2 separate regions of the Mus musculus genome follow, and region 2 is linked to region 1. A link is a loop called in an ENCODE intact Hi-C map of the cell type or tissue named here. Cell type or tissue: heart. All regions are shown on one strand. Each heading gives the region's core, and the rest is flanking DNA. Links, peaks and the distances in the headings are about the cores only. Region 1 holds the start of Pds5a (PDS5 cohesin associated factor A). Region 2 has its middle 14 kb from the start of 4930480C01Rik.

Region 1 (8,517 bases), core at 352-8,351:
AAAGCCCCACCAAGTAGCAAAGACCAGCTACAGTGCCTCGCTCGGTACCTACACATGAACATGCATGTCCACGCAGTAACCTCACACGTAAAACAAAGGCACATTGAGTGGAGCTTGACGGCACGTTCCCAACACTTCAAAGGCAAAGAGAAGTTGTGGCCAGCCTTGTCTACAGAGCAAGTTTTAGGCCAGAACCTATCTTGAAAACAACTAAAAGATTTATCTGCTTTAGACTAAGGTATAGCTCAGAGATAGAGCAGAGCCTGAGTTTAATATGTGCTCCCTGCACAAGTCCCTACCTCTAGCCCTGGAAAAAGAAATGGAAAGAAAATGGAAAAGGTGCCTTTTAATTAAAGAAACCAGGTCTTTCAAAAAGGCAACAAATGGAAACTTAAACACAGGAACACTTTAAACACACAACATTTACTGGGCACTGTGCTCAATCCTAAAATCAGGCCCTAGAAATCCATTTTATAAAGTTGCATAAGGCAGAAACATTGTCCTCGATGTTCCCTGCCTAGCCTTCCACCATGTCTGACTTTGAAGTGCACCTTTTAACACAATGGGTCTCAACCTTCCTATTGCTTCCTCATGTTGTGGTGACCTCAAACAAAATAATTGCATTGCTACTTCATAACTGTAATTTTGCTACTGTTATGAATTACAGTGTTAATACCTAATAGACAGGATATCAGATAGTTGGGGGGGGGTCTCGACTCACAGGTTGAGAACCACTGTTGTTGGCAGGGTGTGGTTATGCCACTAGTGTTTTGGGAAGTGGAGGCAGGAAAATGGTTAAGTTCAAGGGCAGGCAGCTGGGTTACTAGTCCTCTTTTTTTTTTTTTTTTTAAAGATTTATTTTACTTATATGAGCACACTGTAGCTGTCTTCAGACACACCAGAAAGGGCCATCAGATCCCATTACAGATGGTTGTGAGCCACCATGTGGTTGCTGGGAATTGAACTCAGGACCTCTGGAAGAGCAGTCAGTGCTCTTAACTGCTGAGCCATCTCTCCAGCCCACTAGTCCTCTCTTAAACAAGTCATCAAACCCATTCTTTGCCTCTCCCACTGTCCACACTGTACTTCAATAGTTTAAGATCTTTCACTAGACAACTGTTAGCCTCCTCACAGAACGTCACAGCCTACTCCCCACAAGCCAACTGTGACAACCAAAATGACTCTGAAATTGCCTACAACACCCCCTGGTGCATCAAAGTTGTCCAAAGTGACAATCACTGCTCGAAACTGATTCCATAACAAACACTGCCCTATGCAGTAGCAGAAAAGTTAAGTCCCAAAATGACAGCGCAAGATTGTTACACCAAGAAAACCGGTGCGCACACACAAACACAAACTCACAGACATATCAACAATCCCGTCCTTCAACTCTCTTGGGCATGTGTACTAAAATCATCATTTCTCCTTAAGCTCGAATTCTGAAAAATCTGTACACTGTATTAAGTTTAGCCCACTGTATAGATAGTTAAGCTCCCATTAGAAAATTACGAGAATCTAAGGGGGACAATATGGTTGTTTGTGCTCAAGTCAGTCTTTTCTTGGAGTAGATAATAATAGGAACTTTCGTGGGTAAAATCACTGTCTACACCTCAGGGTATCGAGCCCCTTAAACAACATCCACTAAATAAAATAACCACAAGGGAAACAACTAACCATGCATGCGTTCTTATGGACAGAAAATGATCACACTCTTTAAATTCCCCGTCCTTTCAGAACTTATCCAAAGATACCGCCAAGTTAGAACAGGACTTTTCCGGGGCGGTTAAGATATCTTCAAAAACTTAGTACTAAAAACTCCAAAGGCCAGGTTGAGAGTAGTCCAATGAAACCACACGAGTCACAAAAGCCATCCAGAGCGCAGATCGCCGACCCAGACCCTTACCTTCAGACGTTTGATCATTTCATCGGTGGTGATCTTGTCGGTGATCTCTTTTACTCCCGGAGGGTAAGCGATCTTCCCGTCCGCACTCACGACGCCACAGAGGGCAGTGGCAGGCTTCGGCTGCGTGAAGTCCATCCTGGGGAATAACTTTTCTCTCACAGTCCTCTACCGGCCTCTATCGGTCAGAAAATCAAAGTTCAGCGGGAAAAGGGGCGACTTTGTAACCTCTTTTTCATTTCAAAAATCTCTAATCTAGAAAGGGCCCTTTCTTCCCCCCGAGGCCGGGGACCCCGCCACTCGCTCCTTCCCTGGGTTTCGGACCCGGCTAGGCGTCCGCCACCCCCACCCGAGCCAGCCCCGGTGCCACGGGGTTCTCGGCTGCAGCAGCCCCGGCCGCGAGAGGCGCCGAGCAGCTCCCGGAGTTTCCTAGCCCTCTTTTCACAATGAAATGTATCCCCGAGCACCTAGGACGGAAGTTTGGTGGCCTCGGGGGGACATTGAGGACCCAACGGCCCCACTTGGCTCAGGAGAAGCGGCTGGGTCCCCGCCTGGCCGGTCACCTCCGGGAAAGGAGACTCGAGGCCTAGAGGGTTCAGCTTAGGCCGCAAAACTAGGTACCCAAGAGGACCCACGCGCGGCGCCGGCGCCCGGGAGCAGAACGCCATAGCCGTGCCGAGCCCCGGGCTCCCGGCGTCCCCGCCGCGCGGCCGCCCCTCCCCGGCCAGCCCGCCACCCCCGCCAGCCGCCCGAGCCCCTCGCCAGGAAGCGAAGGACCCGGCTCCGCACTTCACATTTTTGTTCCTTAACTTCAGCAACCGAGCCCGGCGGCATCTCAAGCCCCTCGGTCGCCCGGCGCTCCTCGGCACCGCCAAGGCCTGAGCCGCCGCTCCGGGCAACCCCGCCGGGCCTCCGCGCGCGCCCTCCCCTGCGGTCTCCCCTTCCGTCCCTCCCTCGCCGCCGAGGGCGCGAGCCCGGCCGCCGCTTTACCTCCTCCTCATGCGGGCGGACGGTGCAGCGAGCGCCGGGCCTCTGTCAGGTGGTTGCGCCGCCGCCGCCGCCCCTCGTCGGGCTGCACACAAAGCGGCTCCGTCCGTCCCGCCGCCGCCGCCGCCGCCGCCCGCCCGCCCCGGAGCGGCGCTGGGGCTGGCGGTGCCGAGGAGCAGCCGCCGCGGGGGGAGAAGCGGGCCGAGCGTGCGCCGGCCGGGGCGACACTGCCGCTCTCCGTCGGGCTGAGGAAGCGCAGCCTCGGCCGCGGCTCCTCCGAGAGCCCGCGCGCGGGTGCACGCCCGCGCGTCCCCCGCGCCCGCCCGGCCGCTCGCTCGCTCGCCGGCCGGCCGCCCGCACCTCGCGCCCACCCGCACCAGACGCCCTCTCGCCGCGGCGCGCTCCCGGCCCGCCCGTGCCCCGCGGAGCCTGAGCGTCGCCGCGCACAGCCGGAGCCCGTCACGCGAGCGGCGCGAGAGCCCGCGAGAGCACCGCGCGCCTCGCTCCCGCCCCTTCTTCCGCCGGCCGAGCCCCCGCCTCCCTCGAGCCCGACGCGGCCGCGCGCGTGGTGGACAGCGCCGCCACCCGTTTGGCGCCAAGACCTGCCCGCGCGGGCGCCTCCGGGGGGCCGGCAGCCGAGCCGGCGCGCGGAGGAGGAGCCCCGGTGGCGGGAAGCGGACCCCGGGAGGCGCGGCTTTGCGACACTCCCGGCCACCGCTGTCGCGGAGTCCGGGGCTCTTGAAGGCTTGGCTGGCGGGGATGTGACCGGACCGGTGGAGAAATGGTTAATTATCTGGAGAAACGGCTGCTTTCCCCTCCAAACAGAGCTCTGGAAGCCGAGGCAAAGTTTTACAACTCGGGCTGCTCATTCTCGCGTCTTCCGGAGAGTCGCCCTAGGTCGCAGCCTACGACCTTAGTTAGACTCCTACCATTAAGGTTTTCAAAGCTGCAAAATAGGAAGTTGGCATGCGATCTCAAGCTATGGTGCCGGGGCTTCTGGCCTCCCAGTCATTTTGGGTACAGGCTGAAAACACAGACTAGGGTTCCTGATAGTGAAGCCCAGAAGAAGAAAGAGGGAGGGTGTTTTTAGAGATTTACAAATTACCTATGTGAATCTGAGACCTCTTTTTTTTTTTTAAGTTGTGAATACACCAAAGCTCTACTTTTTCTCTCCTCCAAAGGAAAGGCTTGCCAAAGAAAACTTAGTGCAGCGGTGCTTGAGCAATTTAAGGTAAATATTGAAGCGAATGAACCTGAACAATACACACATAATTTCAGGAAACCACCTTTTAAAACAATAAGCAAGCCGGGCAGTGGTGGCACACGCCTTTAATCCCAGCACTTGGGAGGCAAAGGCAGGCGGATTTCTGAGTTCGAAGCCAGCCTGGTCTACAGAGTGAGTTCCCGGACAGCCAGGGACAGCCAGGGCTACACAGAGAACCGTCTCAAAAAAACAAAAACAATAAGCAGAAGGGGGTGATGGTGGTGCACGCCCTTAATCCTAGCATTTGGGAGATAGAGGCAAGCGGATCTCTTGAGTTCAAGGCACCCTGGTCAATCGAGCTAGCTCCAGGACGTCAGACAGCCAGGGCAACAAAGAACCCCTGTCTCAAAAAAAGTAAAAAATATTAATAATAATAATGAAAAGAGGAAGAAGCTAGGCCGTTATGGTTCACGCCTTTCAACGGGAGGCAGAGGCAGGCAAATCTTTGATTTCGAGGCTAGCCTGGTCTACAGAGTAAGTTCCAGGATGGCCAGGGAAACCCTATCTCAAAAAAACAGAAAGAAGAAGCTGGCAGCAATTGAATTTATACATTGTTCTTTAAAATGCCCACCTTTTAACTGGCCTATGGTTGCAGCTAAATCAAAAGATTTAGGCAAGAGGATTTTTTTGAACTCAAGATTTCCAGTAATATGAATATGCTAGTAATACGTGGCAGGGAGGAGCCAGGTCTCCTCTGATATGCCAGTGGTCCCAGAACTTGGAAGGCTGAGGTAAAAAGATTTGGGAGACCTAAAGAATAAAAACAGGAGGGGAAAAAATGTATTGGTTTTTTTTGTTTGTTTGTTTGATTGGTTTTGGCAGAGTCCCACCATATCCTGAGGCCAGCCTGGAACTTACTATATAGCCCAGGCTGGCTCCTCAGTCTTCCTGTCTCCATCTCTGAAGTACAGGGATTGCAGATAGGCACCCTTATGTGCCATTATGCCCAGCAACTATCCATTATTGAAAGGTATTCTCATATAGGAAGGTAAAAATATAATATGCAGTGTATTACTTTGTTATTATTTCTCTAAACCACTGTTTCACCTTTGTGGAGACAAACCATCACCAAGGCAATTCTTATGAAAGAAAACATTCAATTAGGGCCTTTCTTACAGTTTCAGAGGCTTGGTCAACTACCCCAAAGCATGAAGGGAGGCAGAAGAGAGACACTGGGCCGAGCTTGGACTTTTGAAACCTTAAGGCCCACCCCCATAGCTACACTTCCTCTACAAAGCTAAACCTCCCAATCCTTTCAAATAGTGCCGGTTTTCCTGGCGACTTGTAAACCTGGCCGGCCATTCTTATGCAAACCTCCTATAGAGTATAACCTTGTAAGCTTTCAAAAGATAGTAAACCCTGAGATTTGTAACCTACTTGAAACAATTGCAATACTCTTTAGTGTCTGTAACCCAAGCCAGCCTTACTTTGCAGCAATACTCCTCTCAATGACTACGCCATATTTACATTTTTACTTAATTTTTATATTAAAAGAAAAAGTTTATCGGGTTACTTATAAGAATTTGGATGAGGATCTTTAGGAACAAGAGAAATCACAGGACAAATTGCAATTTACAATAGGAAGTTTTGCTTTTGCATTATTCAATACAGTGGCCACTAGCCATGATCCTAGAGAAATGATGACTTTTTTTTTTTTTTTTTTTTTTTTTTTTGGTTTTTCAAGACAGGGTTTTTCTGTGTAGCCCTGGCTGTCCTGGAACTCACTCTGTAGACCAGGCTGGCCTCGAACTCAGAAATCCACCTGCCTCTGCCTCTCAAGTGCTGGGATTAAAGGTGTGTACCACCACTGCCCGGCTTCTTTACTTTTTTATTGGATATTTTCTCTTTTTTCCTTTCTTTTTTTTTTTTTTTTTTTTTTTTTGGTTTTTTGAGTACACAGGATTTCTCTGTGTAGCCCTGGCTGTCCTAGAACTCACTATGTAGACCAGGCTAGCCTTGAACTCAGAAATCAGCCTGCTTCTGCCGCCCAAGTGCTGGGATTAAAAGCATGTGCCACTAGGCACTGAGGATATTTTATTTACATTTCAGATATTATCCCCATTCCTGGTTTCCCCTCCAAAAGCCCCCACCCCACCCCATCCCTCTGTTCACCAACCCACCCACTCCCACTTCCTGGCCCTGGCATTCCCCTATACTGGGGCATAGAGTCTTCACAGGACCAAGGGCCTCTCCTTCCAATGATAACCAACTAGGCCATCCTCTGCTACATATACAGCTAGAGCCATGGGTCCCACCATGTGTATTCTTTGGTTGGTGGTTTAGTCCCAGGGAGCTCTGGGGGTACTAGTTGGTTCATATTGTTGTTCCTCCTATGAGGCTGCAAACCCCTTCAGCTCTTTGGGTACTTTCTCTAGCTCCTTCATTGGGGACCCTGTGTTCAGTCCAATGGGTGACTATGAGCATCCACTTCTGTAATTGTCAGGCACTGGTTAAAAAAATGTAAGAGACAGGCTCTCACTATGTTACCCACACAGGCACTGGGATCCTAGGCTCAAATAACCCATCTTGTATCCGCCTCTTTAGCAGCCTGGACTATACTTTTTTATAAAGCGCTGGGGATGACAGTTGATACAGTGCTTGTCTAACATGCCCAGCACCACATACAATTGAGACTGGTGGCCCAGGCCTATAATCCCATCACTCTAGCAGGAGGGTCAGAAGTTCAAAGTTATCCTCAGCTACACAAGACTCTGAGTCAAAACAAGACAAAAAACAAACAGAAAAGGGAATGAAAGAGAGGAAGAATAAAAAGTGGATTGTCTACCTTCTACCTTCCACCTATGTGTGTGTATGCGTGTGTTTGTGCATGTAGACCTATATCCCTGTATTATTGGTTCTCAACCTTCCTAACGCTGAGAACCTTTAATACAGTTCCTTGTGTTGTAGTGACCCCCCCCACCATAAAATTATTTCATTGCTACATTACTGTAATTTTGTGTTACAAGTCATAATGCAAATATCTGATAATGCAGCTCCAAAGGGGTTGCGAGTCCCGGGTTGAGAACCACTGACCTATATGAGTTTAATTAGGGCTGCTTACAGGAGTGCAGATGAGGGATTGTTTGTGGGAGAGAGTGGCTCCACCCCTCTCTTTTTCCCCTAGCAACTACTAACTACCTCTATAGATCATAGCGGGGTGTAGGGTTTTGTGAACACCTCTCCCTGACACAGGACGATGTCTTCAGGCAGTAGCTGCTGCTGCTGCTGCTGCTCCCCTCTCTGCTGTTAGTGCTGGTTGGTTCCTGTCGCTGCAGTTTGTCAAGTGGTCATAAACAAAGAGATGAGAAGAGGGCTGGTGAGATGGCTCAGTGGGTAAGAGCACACTGACTGCTTTTCTGAAGGTCCTGAGTTCAAATCCCAACAACTACATGGTGGCTCACAACCACCCATAAAGAGATCTGACCTTCTGGTGTGTCTGAAGACAGCTACAGTGTACTTATGTATAATAAACAAATCTTTAGAGAGAGAGAGAGAGAGAGATTGAAATGAGAAGAGAAGAAAAGAAATTGGCTGACTACAGAAAATTGTTCTTGTCCCTAGGAAATAAGCAGGAAATAGGAAGGGATTAGGTCTGAATAAGGGTTGGAAGAGAGGTAGACATACATGACCTGTGATGGTTTGTATATGATCGGCCCAGGGAATAGCACTATTAGGTGTGGCCCTGTTGAAGTAGGCATGTCACTGTGGGTGTGGGCTTTAAGACCCTTATCCTAGCTTATCCTAGAAGTCAATCTTCCACCAGCAGCCTTCAATGAAGATGTTGAACTCTCAGCTCTGCCTGCACTATGCCTGCCTGGTCATTGCCATGCTCCCACCTTGATGATAATGGACTGAACCTCTGAACCTGTAAGCCAACCCCAATAAAATGTTGTCCTTTATAAGAGTTGCCTTGGTCATGGTGTCTCTTCACAGCAGTAAAACCCTAAGACACCTACGTATGCATATGCTCCTATAGATGTATGCAAATATACATGGGAGTGTGTGCACATGTATATATATATATATGTGTGTGTGTGTGTGTGTGTGTGTGTGTGTGTGTGTGTGTGTGTGTGTGTATGTAAGCCAGAGGCCAGCCTCTCAGGTCTTCACTTGTATTACTGGTATAAGGTCTTTAACTGAACCTGGAGTTTGTTGATTCAGGGAGGCTGGCTGACTCCCTAAATCTGCACCCAGTGTCACACCCCACAGATGTGCACTGCTGTAGGCTTTAAGACCCTTATCCTAGCTGCCTGGAAGCTGGATATGATTTCACATGGTCTGGGAATCTGAACTCAGGCCCTTGTGCTTGCACCACAGGGACCTTATCAACTGAACCAGCACGCCAGCCACTCTCTTCTTCATTTGC
Region 2 (8,438 bases), core at 439-8,438, 240 kb after region 1:
GCCATCTCTTCAGCCCAGTTGTATTTATTTTTAAAGATTTATTTGTGTGTATGTGTGTGTGTGTGTGTGTGAGAGAGAGAGAGAGAGAGAGTCACATGTGTGCTGGTACCTGCATAGGCCAGAGGAGGGCATCAGATCCCCTGGAGCTGAAGTTTCGAGCTGACTGGCAGGAGCTGGAAACCAAATTTGAGTCTTCAGAAGAATAGTAAATGGTCATAAACACGGATCCATCTCTTCCATCCTTTCATTTGTCTTCTAACTAATATATTCCTGTATGCTCTACACGGAGTCATGGTCCATGCTCTAGACCAAGAAACTGGAATTGGTTTACAAAGGAAAAGACCCTTCATGATTCTCCAAATTGTTTCTGCTTGTCAGTTAGACATGTGTGGGCAGCATCAAATCAAATTGCACAGGGAGCTGAGATGAGTTTAATTTTCAGGACAGTACATGTAGAATTGGAACACTCTGTCTTGGAAACACTGCTTGATGCCAGCCCATGACAGCTGGCAGTGAACTGGTTTGTGCAAGTGTCACCTCTGCTTTGCTGTTCCTCACAGCCACAAGTCTGAGGTTAACAGGCCACTGGACCACAGTCTCATTTATTTATTTTTTTTCTTCCCACCTTGTCTTGAAAAGCCACACTTGAGCAGGCAGCCCTCCTTCTGCCTGGAAGTAGAAGGGCGGTAGAAGAGTGGTTGGTACTTTTCTGATTCCCAGGAGGTTCAGGTGTGAACCCCTGAGGATCCCTGCCAGTTTCGATCTGAGAGGACCTTGCTGAGTTACACAAGCATAGAGAGCTAGTCAAAAAAAAAAAAAAGTCACTGTGTCCCTAGAGGTAAGCACCCAAAGTGACATGTTAGTGATTCCTTAGACCAAAGAGCAGAAGTATCCAGTGAAATCCAGGCTGCCATTGCTAATGTCAGACGACTAAGTGTAGCCAAAGGGTCTCTGGGAGAAAGAAAGACTTTCCTAATAAACGCTGAGTGTGCCATAGAGTTTATGTGAATTGTCCTATTTAGTCGTGTCAAAAACTGTATTTGGTAGGTGTCTTAGTTAGGGTTTTGCTGCTGTGAACAGACACCATTACCAAGGCAAGTCTTATAAAAAACCAACATTTAATTGGGGCTAGCTTATAGGTTCAGAGGTTCAGTCCATTATCATTAAGGTGGGAGCATGGCAGCATCCATGCTGTCATGGCACAGGCAGAGCTGAGAGTTCTACGTCTTCATCCAAAGGCTGCTAGTGGAAGACTGACTCCTAGGCAACTAGGGTTAGGATCTTAAGCCCACACCCACAGAGGCACACCTACTCCAACCAGGTCACATCTCCAAATGGTGCCACTCCCTTGCCCAAGAATATACAAACCATCACAGAAGGACTTTGCAAATGCCATTTAAATTGCATTTATTTATTTGTTTGTTTGTTTATTCATTCATACTCTCTTTCTCACAAGGGTAGAAGTAACGGCTGAAGACAGTTTGTAACAGAAGCAGCAAAAGGGAAAAAAAAGAAAAGAATAGAAAAAAAAAAGAAAGGAAAGAAAGTGAAAAGAGGGACTTTGGGGACCCCAGACACCTGCCTAAGGCCACCCTGAGTCCCACAGTGCACAGAGGGCACACAAACTGCAGCTGCAGTCTTCGAGGAGAAGGAAGGGATGGTGTACTCGGCAGATGCAGACGTGCATGGGAGGCCTCGCCAGCCACAAGGTAAGTCACACCAGTCAAGTGGCCATATTCTCACCAAGGAACTTTTCTGGACCACTATAGAAGTGATACTATGTAGGGAAGGGCTGTGCTTTAAGAATTAGGGAGAAAACTCAGCAATTCTGTATCCCCAGGTAAGTGTGTTTAAATGGTCTTGGCAATGTCATACTGACTCATCCAGGCCGTTCTTTTCTATAAACGGGGCCGACACACATTCATAACACGCCAAAGGGACAAAGGAAACACTAATCCTCAAAGCAGGGATTGGAGACACTGGGTGCCATCAAATAGAGAGAAACTCTGTCAACTTCCCTTTTCCTCAGTTCTGCTGTGGGCATCTCTTACCTTTTACCTCTTTCTTTTCGTTTAGTGATGAAATAGCTCCTAAGTTCATCAGAACAATCCCGTTCCAAGCCAATGACCAGCTCTTCAGATGAGCTAAACTCCAGCTCTGTTGGACTCCAGGTAGCCACTAACATAGCATTTAGCATTCTTTCTTCCCCTTTCTGCCACATCTCATCTCACAGCTCTAGACTCCCCCATAACTACCCTGAGGAGCTAGATGGTATGGTGGAAACACAGCAGTTGTGTGAGGTGTGCCTACTGCTGCTGCAGCCTGGCTAGGAGTGAGCAGGAGAACCCAGGGCCCTGCATTTGGATGCTGATAGAGCAACAACCCTCCCCTACACACACCCCAAAGGATTAAGCTCTTTCTGCAGAGGGAGTCTGGGAAGATTGGATAAACTCTTTGAGTAAGGAAGGTATTAGCTGGGAAATGATGCAGCAAGTACTCCAGGGGCGCCTGGGACCCTGATGGAGTCTGTCCTTGTGTTGGACAAGACGGCCCTAAAGACAAGGCAGGCATTACAGGAGTTGCTAGTGGCTATGACAGAAGGTATCTGGTTTTCTTTTCTCTTCCTTTCCTTTTTAAAAACTCTTTTATGTGTATGAGTGTTTTGCCTGCATGTATATCTACACATGTCTGTGCCCAGTGCCCATGGATGCCAGAAAAAGGTATTAGATCTCCTGGGACTGGAGTTACAGATGTTTGTGAGCTTCCACATGGGTGCTCAGAACTGAATCCTGGAAAAGCAGCCAGTGCCCTTTAACCACTGAGTCACCTTGCCCGTTCAATACCGGGTACTCAGAAGGCTTCCTGTAGCTGATTCCATTGCACACAAGGTTTTAGAAATGACCTGTGGCTCAAGATGTTTTGTTTCCCTGATCACGTCCCATTTCTTACTCCAAATTGTGGCGTCCAATGTAGGTAGTAGAGTGGTAGCCACGTTGCTCATGATAACATGGCTGTATGGTAGATGGGGGCTTAGAAAAATGATGGGGTACTATCACATGGAGGCCAGAAAGTGAATGACAAGATGCAAGTCTCCCTGAGTGCCCGAATGGAGTGGATGAAAGCGGGAGTGTAGCCCCTCAATGTTGTGGCTGATGCCTCTCCTCTCTAGTGCTGGGACCCAGCAATGCTTGGGAGGAAGGGGAATATATGTGAACCAAGCGTATCCATCCCTCTGGCTTCTTCTTCCTGTAGTCCCCCAACTCTTACGCATGTTAGCGAATGGGGAATCGGGGTCTGAAATAGGAGTTTGGGTCAGGGATACTGCAGTTCAGCATTTCTTCTTGTCTTTGGAATGAGTCTTTCACCTTATCAACAAAACCAAACAAAACAAACAAAAACAAAAGCAAAAAGAAAACAACCTTCAGGTGAAATCTGCAAGTAGAAAAGGCACTATTTACCAGCTATTGTGATTTACCCGAAGTTGACTGGATTCTTAAAATGAATGTTCCTTTTGCTTTCACAGTAGTTTAGAAAACACTGGGGGGCTGGCTATGAAGGCTGACACAGACTGCTCTTGCATGGGGCATGAGTTCTGTTTCTAGTGCCTACACCAGGTGACTCAGAACCACCTGTAATGTGACTCAAGTTCCAGGTGATCCGATGGCCCTGCCTCTGTGACATGTGCACATGCCTCCATTCCACCCCATATAATTTTTAAAGGACATTTTACACTAGCTTATAGATCCTGTATTAATTGTTATGATACATGGGTTGCTGCGACAAGACGGCTGTTCTCCCACAGATGGGGAAGTTAAGAGTGGAGACAGCTCACCCAAGGTCACACAGCCAGCAAGTGGCAGAGTTTAGGGTTTCTCTTACCCCGGCACCTGTCACCATTATTCTTAGAGATGAGAAGTCACTTGGACACATAGCACGCACTCCAGTTCAGATTGCCAGCTTCCCTCTGGGTTGTTTCCGACAGGTGCATTGTGACCCTCTGGGCATTTCAATGATGGTCCCCCCCGCCCCCGGCTTTTATTTCTGTCCTGGAATTTGCAGCCTTGACTCATGAGGAATGCATTCGGGAGCATTCAGGTTTAGGGAGACAGACATTCTTCTTCAGCGACAGAAGAGGAAGAAAAGGAAGAAGCAGAGAGAGCTCAGCTGAAGGGGAGGAATTGTTCTAGCAGGGGTGGGAGTCAGAGCCACTTCCCTCTGACCTGAAAGGCTGGGGGCTCCCCTCTGCCTCCTGTCTTGGGTCGAAGTAATTCTGCAGGTCAACCAGTTGCAATGCCAGCTTTTGTGAAAAGTCTCCTGAAATCTATCTAACTTGTTTGAATGTCATTTTCCTGTCTAGAAAACGGAGATGGTGATGTTGTCTTCTGCACTGGGCCAAAGAGGATTTAAGAGAGTAATTCACTAGCTGAAGCAATTTGATTTTCTACTGAGAGGTTCTATGCATGTATAAATGGTCACATATCAGTGATATTTACATATCAGTGACATGTAAATGACACATACAAATCATTATCAATTTTAAATTATCGATAACATTATCAATTATCAGTACATATCCGCTATATATATATATATATATAAATGATAATAAAATATCAGTCAAAATTTCAAAGATCTTAGTGATTAGCACAAGAGAACTTTAAGAAAACATTGGACATGTTGTAGCTATGACAAAAAGTAGATTCGAGAGAAGGAATGTCTAAGACCAGCACGTAAAAACAGTAGAACCAGCCTCCTTTTTTCAGGAAGTGACTCCATTTTGACAAAGTCTTGGGCAATATGACGTTGGACACAGAAACCCAGGAGACCTGAGTCTATACTGAGACCTGAAGTCATGTGCCTATGAGGAACCCTGGACGGTCATCTCCTGCTGCCCTCTGCTGGTCATGGGTGATTCCTGCATCTTGAGAGGAGGTTAGAGAGAACCTGTGTGCCACCACCCTTCCTGGCCCTCTCTTGCCTCTTCTTTTCCCATCCACAGTGGTCCCACTGAGGCTTGGCCTACAGCCTTCAAAGTGTCACTTTCTCTGCAGCATACCTAAAGGTCCCCCAGTTCTCCCTAAGTTCTTATAAACTGGCAGAGAATGCTGAGATGCTCAGGAGTAAAGAACCAGCGAGAGAGCTTTCCTGGAGAGCGTTTGTTCTAAAGAGTAAACATTTGTTTTAATGATTTAACAAAGCAAGTAAAGTCTGGCTTAGCAGTGCATGCCTATAACCCCAGCATTTCGGAGACTGAGGCAGAGGGATTGCGCTAAACTCAAGGCTACTTGGCTACATAATGCGTTCTAGGCCAAGCTTTGTCTAAAGTGAGACCATGAGACCATGTCAATAAACAAAAGTCAGAGGAAGTGAAATGCAGGCTAGCCTCAAACTCACAGAGATCCACCCGCCTTTGCCTCCTGAGTGCTGGGATTAAAGGCGTGCGCCACTGTGCCCAATGGCCCTCCTCTTTAAGAAGGAATCAAGCTTTTAGGGATGAAATCTTTTTATTTCTTTCGTGGTAATTCTGGAAGAAAATTTCAAAAAAAGTTTTACTTTTTTTTTGGTATGAGATTGATTTTATTTTACTTGAAAATGAAAAGCTGAAATTACTGGTTTTATAAAAAGTTTAAAAAATGTAGTTTTTGCTCATACAAATATAGGCAGCCAAAGGTAGGGGTGGTAACTCCAGGTACATCACTGGGGTCGTTCTACCTTTCTATGTGGGGGTAGATATGGGCAATATCCGTTGTATATGTAAGTAAATTTTTCAATAATGAATAAAAGATGAAAAACATATTGAATGAAAAAATTAGAGATAAACAATTCACAAATTTCAAATTGACACTGTTCTTAGTAGCATAATAAAATCTCCTGCTGGCCTGCCACCCAGGAGGGGAATTGCTCCTTTGTCCAGTGTATCAATTCTGTATGGTCCCTGCCCACTGGATACATAGTAGCCATCTCTTTGTCAGATCAACCGCCCACATCCCGTGGTACATGCATTTAAGTATCTCTCCCACACTAGCCTAAAGCTATGCTAATTTCATCTTTAGGCTCTGTATCCTCTCACATTGCTGGAAGAAGAGTGAATACAAACTGCAATTCAGTAATCAGGGCTTGGTGGCTCACTCCTCTAATCTCAGTACTTAGGTGGCTGAGGTAGGGGGGCTGTAAAGTGAAACCTTGTCACAGAATGACAAGAACTGTTTGTTCCTAGAAAGAAACTGTATTTTATAACTTTAATTGCAGTGGATTGTCACAACTGTTCTATTTTACTACCATTATTATTGTTAATTTCTTTTTTCTTTCCTTTTTTTTTTTTGTTTGTTTGTTTTTTGTTTTTTGAGACAAGGTTTCTCTGTGTAGCCCTGGCTGTTCTGGAACTCACTTTGTAGACCAGGCTGGCCTCGAACTCAGAAATTCACCTGCCTCTGCCTCCCAAGTGTTGGGATTAAAGGCATGCGCCACCACTGCCCAGCCTGTTACTTTCTTTTGTACTTGATTATAAATTACTCATTATATATATATATATATATATATATATATATATATATATATATATATATATATACATGTGTGTGTGTGTGTGTGTGTGTGTGTGTGTGTGTGTATGCATGGGTATTGTGCATGTGAATGTGTGGACTGCAGACTTCAGAAGAGGGTATCATGTTTCCTGGTGCTGGGGTTACAGGCAGTAGTGAACCACCCAATGTGGGGACTGGGAACCAGGTTCTCTGGAAGAACTCTCTGTGTTTCAGCGTTCCACTGGGGGGGAGGGGGGAGTGTCACCTACAGGTAGGAGGGACTGCTCTGTCTGCTTTCCTTCTCTTGTGAATGTTAAGGCTATGGATGCTTAAGACCAGATGAGGGATTTATGTTCTTGGTTATCCTTTTACTTGATGTCTCCGGAGGCTCTCCTTGCCTTCCTGCAGGAGCTGGTTAGACATGGGGTCCTTGACCAGGGCATCCTCTTTATTTTATCATAGACCTTTTGAAACAGACAGTGTGCAACTGATAAAACCCTCGTGATTGCAAAAATCTCTGTTTATGTCCCTTGGTCGTGGCTGTGATCTTTGATCTCCGACCACGGAGCCAGCAAGCATCTGCAACCAGATGATGAAGAGGGTACCCGCCATGTGCTCCTCAACCTTGAGGAAGTGGGGAATCTCAAGGATCCTGGATTAACCACATGGGGAGGGAGCCTTTTAGAACTCCTTTCAGCCACTCCGTTCCTCAGAGTAGCCAAAACAGCTATCTCACCAAGGCGAGAAAAGCTTTACCTGCCAAAGTTGCCCAACTTCCTTGAACACAACCCTGCCAGCCACTGGACTTCTAAGAAATGGCTAGGCTGCAAATAATAGCCATTGTGCGTGCTTCCTAAAGTTGGTGCATGGACCTATTGGTGGATGGTCGCTATGGCTATGAGATGCTGCCTTTTTTCCTCTCTGTGACACAGAGGATAGCTGAGTGACAAGGATGGCAGTCATTCGATGCAGACAGACACAGCTGGATGACACCTCTCTTCCAGTGGGATATACCTCAGGGTCAAGAAGACTAGGCCTGATTAAAGGGGAAAGGAACCTAGAATGTTCTGGAACAAGGCAAAATTTATCAGGAAGGCTGATAAAATCCTATCTGACTTCAAGCAAGTGACAGCAGTTTCCTTCCTGGGGGCTGCCCAGTGTTTGACCTCCTCCTGCTTGATAAGTAATTTGGATTCTCTATGTCAGCCTGCTTTGACCAGGGCCCAGCCCTCTGACACACCACTACATTCAATTCTAGATGGTCACTTTGTTGCATTTACTGGGGGTTCACTAGGTGCCAGGCACTTTTCAGATATGCTTTTTCTTCTTTCTTATCATTTTATGCAATTATGTCTCAGTTTGGGTTACTATTGCTGTGATGAAACACCATGACCAAAGCAGCTTGGGGAGGAAAGGGTTTATTTAACTCACAGTTCCATAAAACCGTTCATCATCAAAAGCATTGAGGGCAGGGACTCAAGCAGGGCAGGAAGCTGGAGGCAGGAGGTGATGCAGAGGCCGTGGAGGAGGAGGGCTGCTTACTGGCTTGCCTCCCATAGCTTGCTCAGCCTGCTTTGTTATAGCACCCAGGACCTCCAGCCCAGGGATGGCACTACCCACAATGGATTGGGCCCTCCCTTATCAATTACTAATTAAGAAGATGCCTTACAGCCGGGCATGGTGGCGAACACCTTTAATCCCAGCACTTGGGAGGCAGAGGCAGGCAGATTTCTGGGTTCAAGGCCAGCCTGGTATACAAAGTGAGTTCCAGGACAGCCAGGGCTACACAGAGAAACCCTGTCTCGAAAAACCAAAACAAATAAACAAACAGACCAACAACAAAAAACTCTAACTTGTGTCAAGTTGGCATAAAGCTAGCCAGCACAAATTGTTTGAAAGTTGGCCCAGGTTGGC

Evidence for each region. Peaks named below come from ENCODE experiments on the same cell type or tissue, not always from the same donor. Only the 100,000 strongest peaks of a DNase experiment are listed, where the experiment ranks them.
Region 2: a loop joins it to region 1, with 10 times the contacts of the local background. A loop is called at or near these places in 3 of 42 quality-filtered maps.

What each region holds. Positions count from the first base shown.
Region 1 is chr5:65,694,860-65,703,376 of GRCm38, forward strand. It overlaps Pds5a (PDS5 cohesin associated factor A), which reads right to left and starts at 3,377. Exons shown (of 33, transcript NM_001081321.3): 1 at 2,891-3,377; 2 at 1,904-2,078. The coding sequence starts at 2,038. In heart, for the core only: CTCF peaks have their summits at 2,089, 3,449 and 3,662; DNase peaks (open chromatin) are centred at 2,242, 2,842 and 3,482; H3K4me3 peaks cover 3,517 bases; H3K27ac peaks cover 2,918 bases.
Region 2 is chr5:65,933,326-65,941,763 of GRCm38, forward strand. It overlaps a transcript of Chrna9 not described here. Among named protein-coding and RNA genes, the nearest start is that of 4930480C01Rik, 14 kb to the right of the region's middle. In heart, for the core only: a CTCF peak has its summit at 4,904 (motif pointing left); a DNase peak (open chromatin) is centred at 4,886; H3K27ac peaks cover 626 bases.